2 separate regions of the Homo sapiens genome follow, and region 2 is linked to region 1. Evidence: chromatin contacts called from ENCODE Hi-C or POLR2A ChIA-PET data. All regions are on one chromosome and are shown on one strand. The core of a region is the stretch at or near the end of the contact, and the rest is flanking DNA. Distances in the headings are between cores, read along the strand shown.

Region 1 (6,828 bases), core at 1,801-4,300:
CAAAAAACAACCTTTTGGTAAGATTTGGTATTTTTCTTCATTTTTATTTCATGTATTTCTGCTCTGATCATTATTATTTATTTTATTCTACTAAGTTTGGGCTTATTTTGCTCTTGCTTTTCTAGTTCTTTAAGATGCATTGTTATGTTGTTTATTTGAAGTTTTTCTACTTTTTTAAAGTAGGCAGTTATTGCTATAGACTTTCCTGTTAGTACTGCTTTCACTGTATCCCACAGATTTTGTAATGCTTTGTTTCCATTAATGTTTGTTTCAATAAATTTTTCAATCTCCTTCTTAATTCCTTCGTTGATCCACTGGTCATTCAAGAGCCTATTGTTTAATTTCCATAAGTTTTTATAGTTTCCAAAGTTTCTGTTGTTATTAATTTCTACATTTATTTTATTCTTGTCAGAGAAGATACTTAATATGATTTTAATTTTTTGAATGTTTTAAGACTTGTTTCCCCATGTGTTGGGGAAAAGAAAGTGTATTCTGCAGCTTGTGAATGAAATGTTCTGTAAATATCTATTAGGTCCATTTGTCTAGAGTGCAGAGTAAGCCTGATATTTCTTTGTTGGTTTTCAGTCTGGATGATCTGTCCAATGCTGAAAGTGAGGTTTTGGAGTCTCCAGCTATTACTGTATTGGGGTTTATCTCTCTCTTTAGCTCTAATAATATTTGCTTTATATATCTGGGTGCTCCAGTGTTTGGTGCACATACATTTACAATTGTTATATTCTCTTTCTGAATTGATTCCTTTATCATTATATAATGACCTTCTTTGTCTCTATATAGTTTTTATTTTTTGTTTTGAAATCATTTTGTCCAATATAAGTATAGCTACTTTTGCTCTTTTTGGTTTCCATTTGCATGGAATATCTTTTTCCTTCCCTTTCTTTTTAATCTGTGTCTGTCTTTATAGTTGAAATGTCTTTCTTGTAAGCAACCAATAGTTGGGTCTTCCTTTTTTAAATCTATTCAGCTACTCTATGTCTTTCTTTGGAAAGTTTAGTCAATTTATATTCCGTGTTATTATTAATAAGTAAAGACTTACTCCTGCCATCTTGTTATTTGTTTTCTGTCTGTTTTGTTTCTTTTCTTTCTTCCTGAATTTCTTTCAGTGAAGGTGATTTTCTCTGGTGGTATGTTCCAATTTCTTGCTTTTTACATTTTGTGTATCTGTTGCATGCTTTTTGATTTGTGGTTACCATTAGGCTTGCAAATAATATTTTATATCTTGGTATTTTAAACTAATGGCAACATTGATTGTGTAAACAAACTAATAAGCAAAGAGACAAGTAAAAAAGCTCTAAAATTTAGCTTCATCACCCAGCTTTTTAACTTTTTGTTGTTTCTACTTATGTTTTGTTATATTATGTCTGTCTATGTCTTGAAAAGTTGTAGTTATTATTTCCGATCAGTTCAATTTAGTGTTTCTACTAAAGATATGAATTGTTTGTACTTCACAATCATAATGTTTTAATATTAGTAATGTTTAGTAATTAGTAATATTACTTAGTGTTTTACTGTGTGTTTAATATTACCAGTGAGTTCTGTACTTTCAGATGAGTTCTTATTGCTCATTAATGCCCTTTCTTTCAGATTAAAGAACACTCGTTAGCATTTCTCATAGGACAGGTCTGGTGTTAATAAAATCCCTCAGCTTTTATTTGTCTGGGAGAGTCTTTATTTTTCCTTCAGATTTGAAGGATATTTTCATTGGATACACTATTCTAGGGCAAACGTTTTTGCCTCAACACTTTAAATATGGCATGCCAGTCTCTCCAGGCCTGTAAGATTTCAATGGAGAAGTCTACTGCCAGACATATTAGAGCTCCCTTGTGTGTTAATTTTTTTAATTTTCTCTTGATGCTTTTAGAATCATTTCTTTATCATTGACCTTTGTGAGTTTTATTATTAAATGTCTTGAAGTAGTCTTATTTGGATTAAATCTGCTTGGTGTTCTATAATCCTCTTGTACTTGAATATTGGTATCTTTCTCTAGGTTTGAGAAGTTCTTTGTTATTATCTCTTTGAATAAACTTTCTACTCTGATCTCTTGTTTAAGATCCTCTTTTAAGGCCAATACACTACAATTTGCCCTTTTAAGGCTATTTTCTAGATCATATAGGCATCCTTCATTATTTTCTCTTCTTTTTTCTTTTGTCTCTTCTGAGTCTGAATTTTCAAGTAGCCTGTCTTCAAACTGACCAATTCTGTCTTCTGCTTGATCGATTCTGCTATTAAAAGATTCTGATCCATTATTTACTATGTCAATTGCATTTTTCAGCTCCAGTATTTCTGCTTGATTCTTTTAAGTTATTTCTATCTCTTTGTTAAATTTATATGATAGAATGCTGAGTTCCTTCTCTGTGTTATATTTAATTTCATTGAGCTTCCTCAAATAACTATTTTGAATTCTCTTTCTGAAAGGTCACATATCTCTGCCTCTCCAGGATTAGTATCTGGTGAGTACCTTAATTCATTTGGTGAGGTCGTGTTTTCCTGGATGGTCTTGATGCCTGTGGATGTTCATTAGTGTCTGGATGTTCATAGAGTCAAGTATTTATTGTAGTCTTCACAGTCTGAGCTTGTTTGTACCAATTTATCCTAGGAAGGTTTTCCAAGTATTTGAAGGGACTTAGGTGTTATGACTTAAGTCTTTGGTCACTGCAGATTTATATGCATTAGGGTGCACCCCAAACCCAATAATGCAGTGGCTCTGCAGTGATGTGCAAGGCCTGCAGTGACAACTGCCTAGCTACTGCCTATGTTCACTCAAACCCCAAGGGTTCTACAATCAGCAGGTAGTGAATCCAACCAGGTTGGTGCCCTTCTCTTCAGAGCAGTGAGTTGCCTGTGGCTCCAGGTGAGGTCTAGAGATGTCTTCTGGGAGCCAAGGCCTAGAGTCAGGAATCTCCTTGGTGCACTATTTTACTGTGGCTGACCTGGCAACCAAGCCACAAGGCCAAGCCCTTTCCACTCTTCCCTCCCCTTTCCTCAAGCAGGACTCTCTCACTGTAGCCACCACAACTGGGAATGTGCTGAGTCATACCTGAAGCCAGCACAGTTCTGAGTCTTATCGAAGGCCCCTGGCAAGTACTGCCTGACTACCACTGCTGATTATTCAGGGCTGAAGGGCTCGTGAGTCAGCAGACCATGAATCCTACCAGGACTGGGTCCTTTCTGTCAAGGCAGCAGGTTCTCTTCTGGCCCAGAGTGTGCCCAGAAATGTTTTCTGGGAGGTGGGTCCTGGAAGTGGAGCCTCAGGACTCTTCCTGGTGCCCTATTACACTGTAGCTGAGCTGGCATCCAAGTTGCAAAACAGAGTCCTTCTATTCTCACCTCTCCTCTCCTCAAGCAGAAGGAGGAAGTCTCTTCTGGAGCTGCAAGCTATATTGCCTGGGGTTGAGGGAGGGGTGACACAAGGACTACTTGGCCACCCAGGCTTGTATCTCATGTGCACTCCAAGTTCACTGGTTCTGAGCCTAGCACAGCACCAGAACTTGCCAGGAATTGCAGTCTTTGTGACCTAGACTGACTTTCTAGTTTATTAAGAACTCCAGAGCACTTTAGCCCATGATGGTGGGACTTGCCATAACTCAGGTTCTGACAACTGGGATGGACAATTTGCCTCTGGCTAGGGCTGGTCTAAATGTGCCCCTGTGGTTACCAACTGAATTCTGACATGTGCTGTTTTCTACTATGACAAGGCAACACTGAGTTCCAATGCAAAGTCCCAATATCACTGCGCCTTCCCTCCAGCAAGCACCATATTCTCTCTCTGTGTCATGCAACTGCTGCCAGGAGGTGCGGGAGAGGTGCTGTAGGTGATTCAAGACTGTCTTTCTTGCCCTATTCAGTGCCTCTCTCTTTAATATGATGTTAAAACCAGGTACTGTGATGCCTTACCTGATTTCTGGTTCTTATGAAGGTGGTTTTTTGTGTGGATAGTTGTTCAGTTTGGTGTTCCTGTGAATGGGTATGGTGCCATTTCTCTCACTGCTGTCAAAAAAGAATTTCTCAAAAAACTGGAGTGTTTTATTTGGCCCTCTAGCTCTGCCTCACTTGAACATGTGATTATTTGTCATCTATATATATATCCTTCAGTAAAATGTCTCTTTATGTCTTTGGCTAATTTTCAAATTCGATTGTTTGTTGTTTTTCTTTAACTGTTGAGTTTTGAAAGTTGCTTGGCTACTAATCCTTTGTCAGATATATGGTTTGCAAATATTTTCTCCTACTCTGTAGTTTGTCTTTCATCCTCTTAATGGGATCTTTAACAAAACAAAAGTTTTACAATTTGATGAAATCCACTATGTCACTTTTTCCTTTGACAGATTATGCTTTTGGTATCAAGTCTAACAACTCTTTGCCTGGGCCTAGATCTAAAAAATTTTCTCTTGTTTTTTTCTAAAACTTTTATTTTTAGGTGTTACATTTATGCCTGTGATACATTTTTAGTTATTTTTTGTATAAAGTGTGAGACAGGTTGAGATTCACTTTTTTGTTGAAAAGGCTATTCTTTCTTCTTTCTCCATTGAATTGCTTTTGCATCTTTGTCAAAAATATGTTGGACAAGGACACACCAACAGAATAAAAAGGAAACCCATGAAATAGTCAAAAACATTTGCAAATCACATATCTGATAAGGGGTTAATATGCAGAATATATAAATGACTCCTAAAAGTCAGCAACAAAAAGCAAACAACTCAAATTTTAAAAATGGGCAAGGATTTGTAAGATATTTCTCCAAAGAAGATATAAAAATGGCCAGCGAATACATAAAAAGCTCAGCATCAATAATCATTAGGAAAATGCAAAGCAATGCTACAATGATATACTACTTCACACCTATTAGAATGGCTAGATTTTTTTAAAAGAAAAGAAAACAAAAATGAGTGTTGGAGAGGATGTGGCGGAATTGGAACCCTTGTATACTGTTGGTGATAAAGTAAAATAGTCAGCTGCTTTGGAAAGCAGTATGGCAGCTCCTCAAAAAATTAAAAATAGAATTGTCGTATGATTTATCAATTCCACTTATGGGCATATATCTGAACGACCTTAAAGCAAGAACTCAGTTAATAATGCATATTCAAAGCAGCATTATTTGCAATAGTCAAAAGGTGGGAAAAAAATCTATTAATAGATAAATGAATAAACTTAACATGGTATTTACAATAGAATATTATTCAGCCTTAAAAATGAATAAAATTCTGATACATGCTATAACATGGATGAACCTTGAGAACATTATGCTAAGTAAAATATGCCAGTCACAAAAGGACAAATACTATATGATTCTACTTATATGAGGTACCCAGAGTAGTCAAATTTATAGAGACATAAAATAGAATTTTGGTTGCCAGAGGCTGGGGGTTGGGTAAAGCTTGGCGTTATTGTTAAATGGGTACAGAATTTCAGTTTTGCAGAATAAGAGGTCTGTGGCTGCATGGTGGCAATGGTTACACATTACGCCACTGAAATGTGCACTTAAAAATGACTAAGAGGTAAATTTTATGTTTTGTATATTTTACAATAATAAAAAGAAGGAAAATCAGTTGGGCATATTGCGTGGGATTTTTCTGTTTTCTATTTTGCTCTGTTGATCTTTTTGTGTATTCCTTGCCAATACTCCACAGTTTTGATATTGCAGCTCTGTAATACATATTTAAATAAAGTAGAATGACTTATTTTATTCCTCCTCTTCTACATAAATTTTAGGGTAATTGTCTACACACACACACACACACATATATGTAAATCTAAATCTTGCTGAAATTTTGATGGAAGTTGCACTAAACCTGTACATCAATTTTGGGAGAACTGACATCTTTACTAACTGAGTCTTCCAATCCATGAATCTGTTGTTTCTCCGTTGATTTACATCTTCTCTGACTTATTTTATCAGCATTTTGTAATTTCCAGTATACAAGTTCTGTGAACATCTTTATTAGATTTACACAGAACTATTGCATCCTTCTGAGTGATTATTAAATGGTAGTGCATTTTTAATTTTTTGTCCATATTAATAGAACAACTAGCCAGAAAATCATTAAGAATATAAAAATTCAACAATGCCATCAAACAACAGGATCTAATAGACATGTGTAGAACATTCACCCAACAACAGCAGAATACATATTTTTTTTCAATTCCCATGTAACATATGCCAAAATAGACTCTTCTTTTATAGTTTACTTTCTGTTTAGAAACCCTTCTTTAGCCACCCTTTTCAGGTAGATTTACTGGCAAAACATCCTTAGTTTTCCATTACTTAGGAGTGTTTTGATCTCTTCTTCATTCCTGTGAAAGATATTTTCAATAGATATGGAATTCTGGGTTGATTTTCAGTATTTGAACATTTTTGTGACACTTCTTTTTGGTCTCCAGGATTTCTGATGAGCAAACTGCTTGTTGTTCAAATTGTTTCTCTCCTATGGGTATGGTGCCATTTCTCTCACTGCTTTCAAGACAAAAACTTCTTTGTCTTTAGTTTTCAGAAATCTGACTATGATGTTTCTTAACATGGACTTCTTTGGGTTTATCCAGTTTGGGATTTACTCAGCTTCTTAAATCTGTAGACTTGTGTCTTTTTCCAGCTTGGGTAATTTTTAGCATTATTTCTTCAAGTACTTTTTCAGGCTTATCTCTTTTCTCCTCTCCTCCCAGGAATCTGAATTCTCAAATGTTAGATCTTGTTTCATACTCTCCCAGTTCCCATCTCCCAGGTTCCAGGTCCAAGAGGCTTTGGCTCTGATTTTTCTTTTCTTTTTTTTTTTTTGAGATGCAGTCTCGCTCTGTCTCCCAGGCTGGAGTGCAGTGGCG
Region 2 (6,828 bases), core at 1,405-3,904, 810 kb after region 1:
TTATATGTAAGAAGAGTTTTTTAATAGTTATTTAAATCTCACACTATTTCAGGCTTGGCATATTATCTGATACAATGAAAATGTCAATAAACATTATTGAGATTACCTTCATTTCACAAATAAGGAAAGTGACTTAGGAATTCAAGACACTTACCCAAGATCCAAAGATAATAAGATTTGGAACCTTTGCATATTATGTATGTTTTACTCCAAAGCCAGTGACCTAAATTAGTAAGCTCAACTTACTAATAATATTGGTAATAATAGTTCATATTATTGAAATTTACTACATGCCATGTTCAGCACAGTACCTGTATAAGATCAATTAAATCTCACAATCCTAGATGAAATAGGCTATGATTGTTATACCATTTTACAGTTAAAGCAGTGGAGGCCTAGAGAAGCTAAGGAACTTCCAAAGTCACACATTAATAAGAGGCAGAATTAAACTGGAGCTCCAGCAGGCTAACTTCAGAGCCAGAGTTCTTAATTTGACAAGATGTAATGTCTGATTAAATCCAAGGAGGTAAGGGAAAGCACTGTGCCATGGAAGACTCCCAGGTTTTTAACGGAAGCACTTAATAGATGGCAGGACCACTTAGTAATATAGACAATAAAAGATAACTGAAAAACAACATAACAAAAAAAACCATAACAAAAAAATAGATGTAAGTTTTTGAAAGATGACAGTATAGTGGGGAGAAAAACCCTCAAAATAATAAGCTTAATAGTAAGTTTAAAAATCTAGACTGTAATCCTAGCTCTGCTATTTACCAGCCCTTGAGATTTTGGACTAGCCACCACTTTAGTCTTAACGTTTCTTATTTATAAAATAAAATTAATACATATTTCATTTGATTCTAAAGTGCACCTCACACATACATTTTAACATCCCCACAATTACAACATATCTGATCATCAGTGGCATCTCTGAGTTGATGGAATGTAAATGCTGAGGTGAGGATGCAATGAATTAGTGTGTGCACACACACTACACATGCTTTGGAAACCAGAACATCATAGAAATGTAATCTATAAGATACTATTGACTCCTGGCTATCTCCATTAGCATAGCTTGCCATCACCCCAAACTCAAGTTTAAAAACCAAACTCAATCTTTTATCTTCAAAAAATTTACAATCTACTAATCAAGTACCTTAAGCTGGGGCTGAAAATCTTCAGAGTCATCTTTACTCTGCCTCATTCTTTTTCCTTAATACCATTACCACATCATATATGTTCATTATTCATCTCAATTTTCCTCACCACTTTACTATTTAGGCCAAGTTCTAGCTAATATTATATTTCTGCAATAACTTCTTATTCTTATATTCTATCGAACCTACTATACTGCTAAGTAAATGATTTCAAACAGTCTCTTTCCAATTAATGTCTATCTGTCTCTCTCTCTCTCAACAGCTACAATGTTGCTACTTATACTGTTCTGCCTTATCTGGAATTTCCTATACTTGAACAAGTACGATTTACACTTCACTTTACACCAATCCTCCATTCTCTTAATTAAATTCTTACAGTAGATAGAATCAGTACTATAATGTAATACTTTATTAGATTTTTTTTTAAATAATGAAAAAGGGCCTGGGATTGTGACATAATTCCTACATCCAGATTTAAAATATGTATGTCTTAATTATAAAAAGAAATAGTAAAATATTTTCTGAATTTTCTTAGAATGTTGTGCTAATTAGGTTACACCATTCAGTATTTCTCCTGTTTTAAAGTTATTCTTAAAAGCAGTACCAATGGTAAGAATCCATAAACTAACTTGGAAGTTGCCAACATTATGCTAGTAAGTGATATAAGCATTCTTACACTACAGAGAAGAAAAGGAACTGTAGGTCAGATATTCTGAGGTACATATTTTAAAATATCTACTTGTTAATACTGCTTTTCAAAAAAGCAATATAGTTGCACTTGGAAATACATGAAAATTAGCATGCTTCCAAAACATATTAGAAGTTAAGCTTATTGCAAAAACACTGTAATATTTTTAAAATTATACAAACTAAATTATATACCTTGTGTCTTCCTTGAAGATTCATAGCTAGGCATAAGTTACATTTCAAACAATGGAAAAAATCTTCCTTTGGACCAATCCTAGCAAAACACATGAAAGCCAAAAGATTAGATTATTTTTTACTACAGTCATGATTTGTTCATTATGTAAAACACAAGTTTAGTCTCTGTAAAAAAAATTTCCAGCCACAATGGAGAATATGGGATAAATCCCTATCTCCCCAACATCCCTCTCCAAATGTAAGCACTATACACAGAGTGGTATCTACCCTTCTAGGGCTTTTTTTTCTTTTTCTATAAAATTGCAAAAAGAGAGAAACACAGACACACACACACATTTCGGGTTTGATTTCTTACATTAATGGATTCTTTCTACAGATGCCATTCTGCAACTTTTTTTCACTTGATATATTCTGAGGATTTTATGTCTGTCTACACAGAACCACTTCATTCTTCTTAATAGCTACATTAATGGCATGGATGTATACTAATTTTTTTAAATATTCCCTCAGAAAGATCATAATTTATGATCTTTAGTTGCTACAATGATACAGTAAACATCCTTGTCCAGACATCACTTAGTTCACATGTTGATTATTTTTTACGAGATTCCTAGAAGTGAAACTACTGAGTCAGAAGATGTTGCAACATTAATTGTGATACTGCCAAACTGACCTCCAAATAGACAGTACCAATTTATACTTCCACCAACACTGCATGAGAGTAACCATGTTCCCCACACTTTGGGTAACATGGTTACTTGTATTATAGACAAACAAAAGATGTCATTTTAATTTGCATTTCACAAATAATGAGACAGGGACTGTACATTAATGAACTACTTGGATTTCTCTGTGGATTGTCTGTTCATATGTTCTGTCCATTTTTCTACTGAAGTATTTGTTTTTAACCAATTTACTGGTAAAAAATATATCATGAATATTAGTTATTTATATAATGAATATCAATGTTTTCATTCGCATGTATTATATTTATATATCACCAATATCAATTTTTTATTTGCATATTTTATATTTACTTTTCTGGTCTGTGATTTCTCTTAACTTTGTCATATAGCCATTTTTAATTACTATGTGGTAAAAAGTCATCAATATTTTCCTGTATAGCTTATGCTTTCTGCCTCTTGTTTAGGAAACTTTTGTAACCTATAGATCATAAACAGACTCTCCTATGTATACTTCTAGTACTTACAGCTTTTCATTTTTATATTTTTCTTTAATCCATTTGAAATTTGCTATATATGGCAAAGGTTAGATTGCTACTTGTCCCTAAATTTCTATTCTCCACTTCTTCTACAATGATAGGGTATTTAGCTAGGCACTGAGCTATTCAGAACTGTCCTGAATAAAGACTATTTTCCAACATACCTGGACGTTGGGAACAGAAGAGATACATGAAAATTCTGCATTGTACCCTCAAGAGGAAAAATATGCCTTCCCTTCACCTAACTAGCCTTTCTACAGACCAGAATATGAGGCATTTTAGACTACAGAGACAAGAAAATATCTTATGGGTGACAAGGCAAAAAACAAGAAGAGCCTGAGTTCCTGTTTAGCTACACAACTCAGATTTATTTCCATGAGAAATGAACTTCTGCCTTTCTTGAACCACCATTACTTTGGGTTTCTGTCACAAGATGCTAAATCCATACTCTAATGAATACAGTTTGAAGAGTCAATTTTTGGTTTCCGAATGGATAATCAATTATCTTAATACTACCCTTTCCTGATTTGAAATGTCACTTTTGCCATAAATTCATATGTATAAATATTTGTCTGTGTATATACACACACACATATTTATCTATTCGTCTATTCCTGCACAAACAGCAAACTATTTGAATTACTATAGCTTTATCATGTTTTGATATGTGGAACGGCAATCCACTCTTCGTTGTCCTTCCTTCAAAATTTACTCAGCTATTGTGAATTTTCTCTTACAAATGAACTTTAGAATAGGCTGTCAAACTCCATAAGTAAAATTCTGCAGGGACGTTTCCACTACTGCCAAAGATAGAATAACGGAGATCAGACCTACCCTCCCATCTGAAAAAATAATGACAAAAGACAGAATATATGAAACAGCAGTTTCACTGAACATCAGGCAACAACACAGAGTGATCTGTGAGAGATAAGAAACAAAGTAAGTGAGCCCTAAAATTGCTCATTTATTGCCTAGAGAGTTTTGAGGCCAGGACAGGTTAGAAGAACTAAGGGTGAGCTAGGAAGACATCATGATTGAAATGATGAGCTGAGACAGTCTAGAGAAACCAAGACAGATTCATAGGACAGAGCATCAGATAGGAGAGAGCTGCACAGAGAAACCTCTGAAATATTTAGTAGGATACCCATCAGCACATGGATGTAAGAAAACTACCCAAAGCCAGGGAAACAACCTTCTAAAGAATGAGAACAGTACTACTCACACATGGCTAGGAACAGTGCCTGATCCCATCAAACAGACTGGGGAAACTCATAATTCGCAGGCTCCGGGTGGAGTATTCAGAAGGATATTGCCTCAACAGTGGAGAATAGCCCTGGGATAAGCCCTTCTGTAGATCTACCTAACAAATTAGAAAAGTAAATCCCAGAAAGTCTAAACTGTTTCCAAGTAACTTAACTGCATCCCAAAATAAAGCTCAAGAAGATTTATAGGAATACAAAAATACCCAGCACTAAACATGATAAAAAGAAAAATCACATCTGATATCCAACCCACAATAACCAGGCAACAAAGAGGCAGAAAAACACAACCTAAAATGAGAAGAATAATCAATCAATCAACCCAGAACAGACACAGATGTTAGAATTAATACAGGGCATTAAAAGTTATTATAACTGTATACCATTACATTAAAAAAGTATTAAATATGAAAAATATGTTTAAAGACCCAGATCAAACTTCTAGACATAAAAACTACAATGTCTGAGATTTAAAAATACACTGATGAAACTAATGGCAAGTTTGATATTGCTAACAAAAAGGTTAGTCAACTTGAAGGCACAGTAACAGAAACTATCCGAAATGAAATAGGAAGAAAAGGGAATTTTTTTAAAACGACAGAGCATGAGTAAGCTGTGAGACAACTTCAAGCAACCTAACATACATGTGTTCAGTTGAGCCTAACGCTGCCTCCTACATATTTTAAGATCGTCCTAAAAGGCTTTGCTGTACATAGTTAACTGTAACCTAACTGGATGTGTTTACCTACAGTAACCTACTCTAGTACCAATCAATCACCAAGTTTCATCCAATCACAGGCAGTCCTCGGTTCAAACTGTGTTTAAATAAGGCAAATGCTGAGCTGTAACCAATCCAGCTGTTTCCATACCTTACTCATTTTCTGTCACTTTCCTTTGTCTGTCCATAAATCCTCTCTGACCACATGGCAGAGCCAAGGTTGGTCTGAACCTATTATCATTTTGGAGCTACCCACCTTGCAAATCGTTCTTTGCTCAATTAAACTCTGTTAAGTTTAATTTAAACTCTGTTAAGTTTAATTTAAACTCTGTTAAGTTTAATTTGTCTTAAGTTTTTCTTTTAACACATGCAATTGGAGATCCCTAAGGTAGGAAGCAGGGGAAGGAGGAGGACCGAAAAAACATCTGAAATAGTAATAGCCAAAACTTTCCTGAAATTAATGAAAAAAACTATAAACCAATGGATTCAAAAAGCTCAACAAACCCTAAGCACAAGCAACATGAAGAAAACTATACAATGGAATGTCATAATCTAATTATCAAAACCAGAGACAAAGAAAAAAAATCTTAAAAGCAGCTATTTTGAAAGAAAGAAAAGAAGACGTGCACAGGAGAAAAATAAAAATGACTGGATTACCCCCGGGACAGACTTCACAAACTCAAAATTGGTAAAAGGAAAGAAATAATAAAGAGCAGAGCAGAAAAAAATGAGAGTGAGACTAAAAACACAATACAAAAGACCAATAAAACAAAAGCTGGTGTTTTTGAAAAGATAAAATCAAAAAAAAATGTAATAGACTAAAAAAAAAAAAACCAGAAACAAAAGAGAAGACGTAAGAACTCAGACCACAGAAATACAAAGATAGATACTATTACGAACAACTATTTAACCACAAATTGGAAAACCTAGAATAGATAAATTCCTGGACACATCCAACCTTCTGAGATTGAACCACAAAAAAACCTCAATAAGCCAGTAACAAGTAATGAGACTGAAGCCATGACAAAAAGTTTCACATCAAAGAAAAGCCCACAATCTGATGGCTTCACTGCTGAATTATAGCAAACATTTAAAGAAAGGAAGGAAGGAAGAGAAAGAAAAGAAATCCTAAAATTTATATGGAGCCACAAAAGACCCTGAATAGTCAAAGCAATCCTGAGCAAAAAAAAAAAAAAAAAACATAACTGGAGAGGCTTCACACTACCTAACTTCAAAATATACTACAAAGCTATTGTAATCAAATCAGCATGGTACTGGCATAAAAAGAGACAAGTAGACCAATTATGCAGAACAGAGAATCCACATATAAATGTATGCATTTACGGCTAACTCATATTCAAGAAAGGTGCTAAAAATATACAACAGAAAAAGGACAATCTCTTCAATAAATGGTGCAGAAAAAAACAGGATACCATATGCAGAAGCATGAAACTAGATGCTTCTCTCTCACCGTACACAGAAATCAAATCAAAATGGATTAAAGACTTAAACCTAAGACCTGAAACTATAAAACTAATGAAAGAAAACACTGGGGAAACTCTCCAGGACACTGATCTTGGCAAAGATTTT

Evidence for each region. Hi-C counts contacts between places; a loop is a spot of excess contacts on that map. ChIA-PET counts read pairs that join two places held with the same protein, here RNA polymerase II (POLR2A). Pooled maps may share reads with other maps.
Region 2: a pooled map shows a loop between it and region 1 (3-fold over the local background). The contact joins two enhancer-like sites. A Hi-C loop is called at or near these places in 1 of 168 maps with a recorded cell type or tissue (mammary epithelial cell) and 3 of 50 pooled maps. POLR2A ChIA-PET finds 5 or more read pairs at or near these places in 1 of 52 experiments (OCI-LY7).

What each region holds. Positions count from the first base shown.
Region 1 is chr4:74,679,846-74,686,673 of GRCh38, forward strand. No RefSeq gene overlaps it. Among named protein-coding and RNA genes, the nearest start is that of BTC, 110 kb to the right of the region's middle. Within about 2 kb of position 3,051, at least 5 of the 41 ENCODE cell types and tissues checked have a DNase peak (open chromatin) inside an H3K27ac peak, as active enhancers do.
Region 2 is chr4:75,492,062-75,498,889 of GRCh38, forward strand. It overlaps RCHY1 (ring finger and CHY zinc finger domain containing 1), which reads right to left. Exons shown (of 9, transcript NM_015436.4): 4 at 2,040-2,118. Among named protein-coding and RNA genes, the nearest start is that of RCHY1, 19 kb to the right of the region's middle. Within about 2 kb of position 2,655, at least 2 of the 41 ENCODE cell types and tissues checked have a DNase peak (open chromatin) inside an H3K27ac peak, as active enhancers do.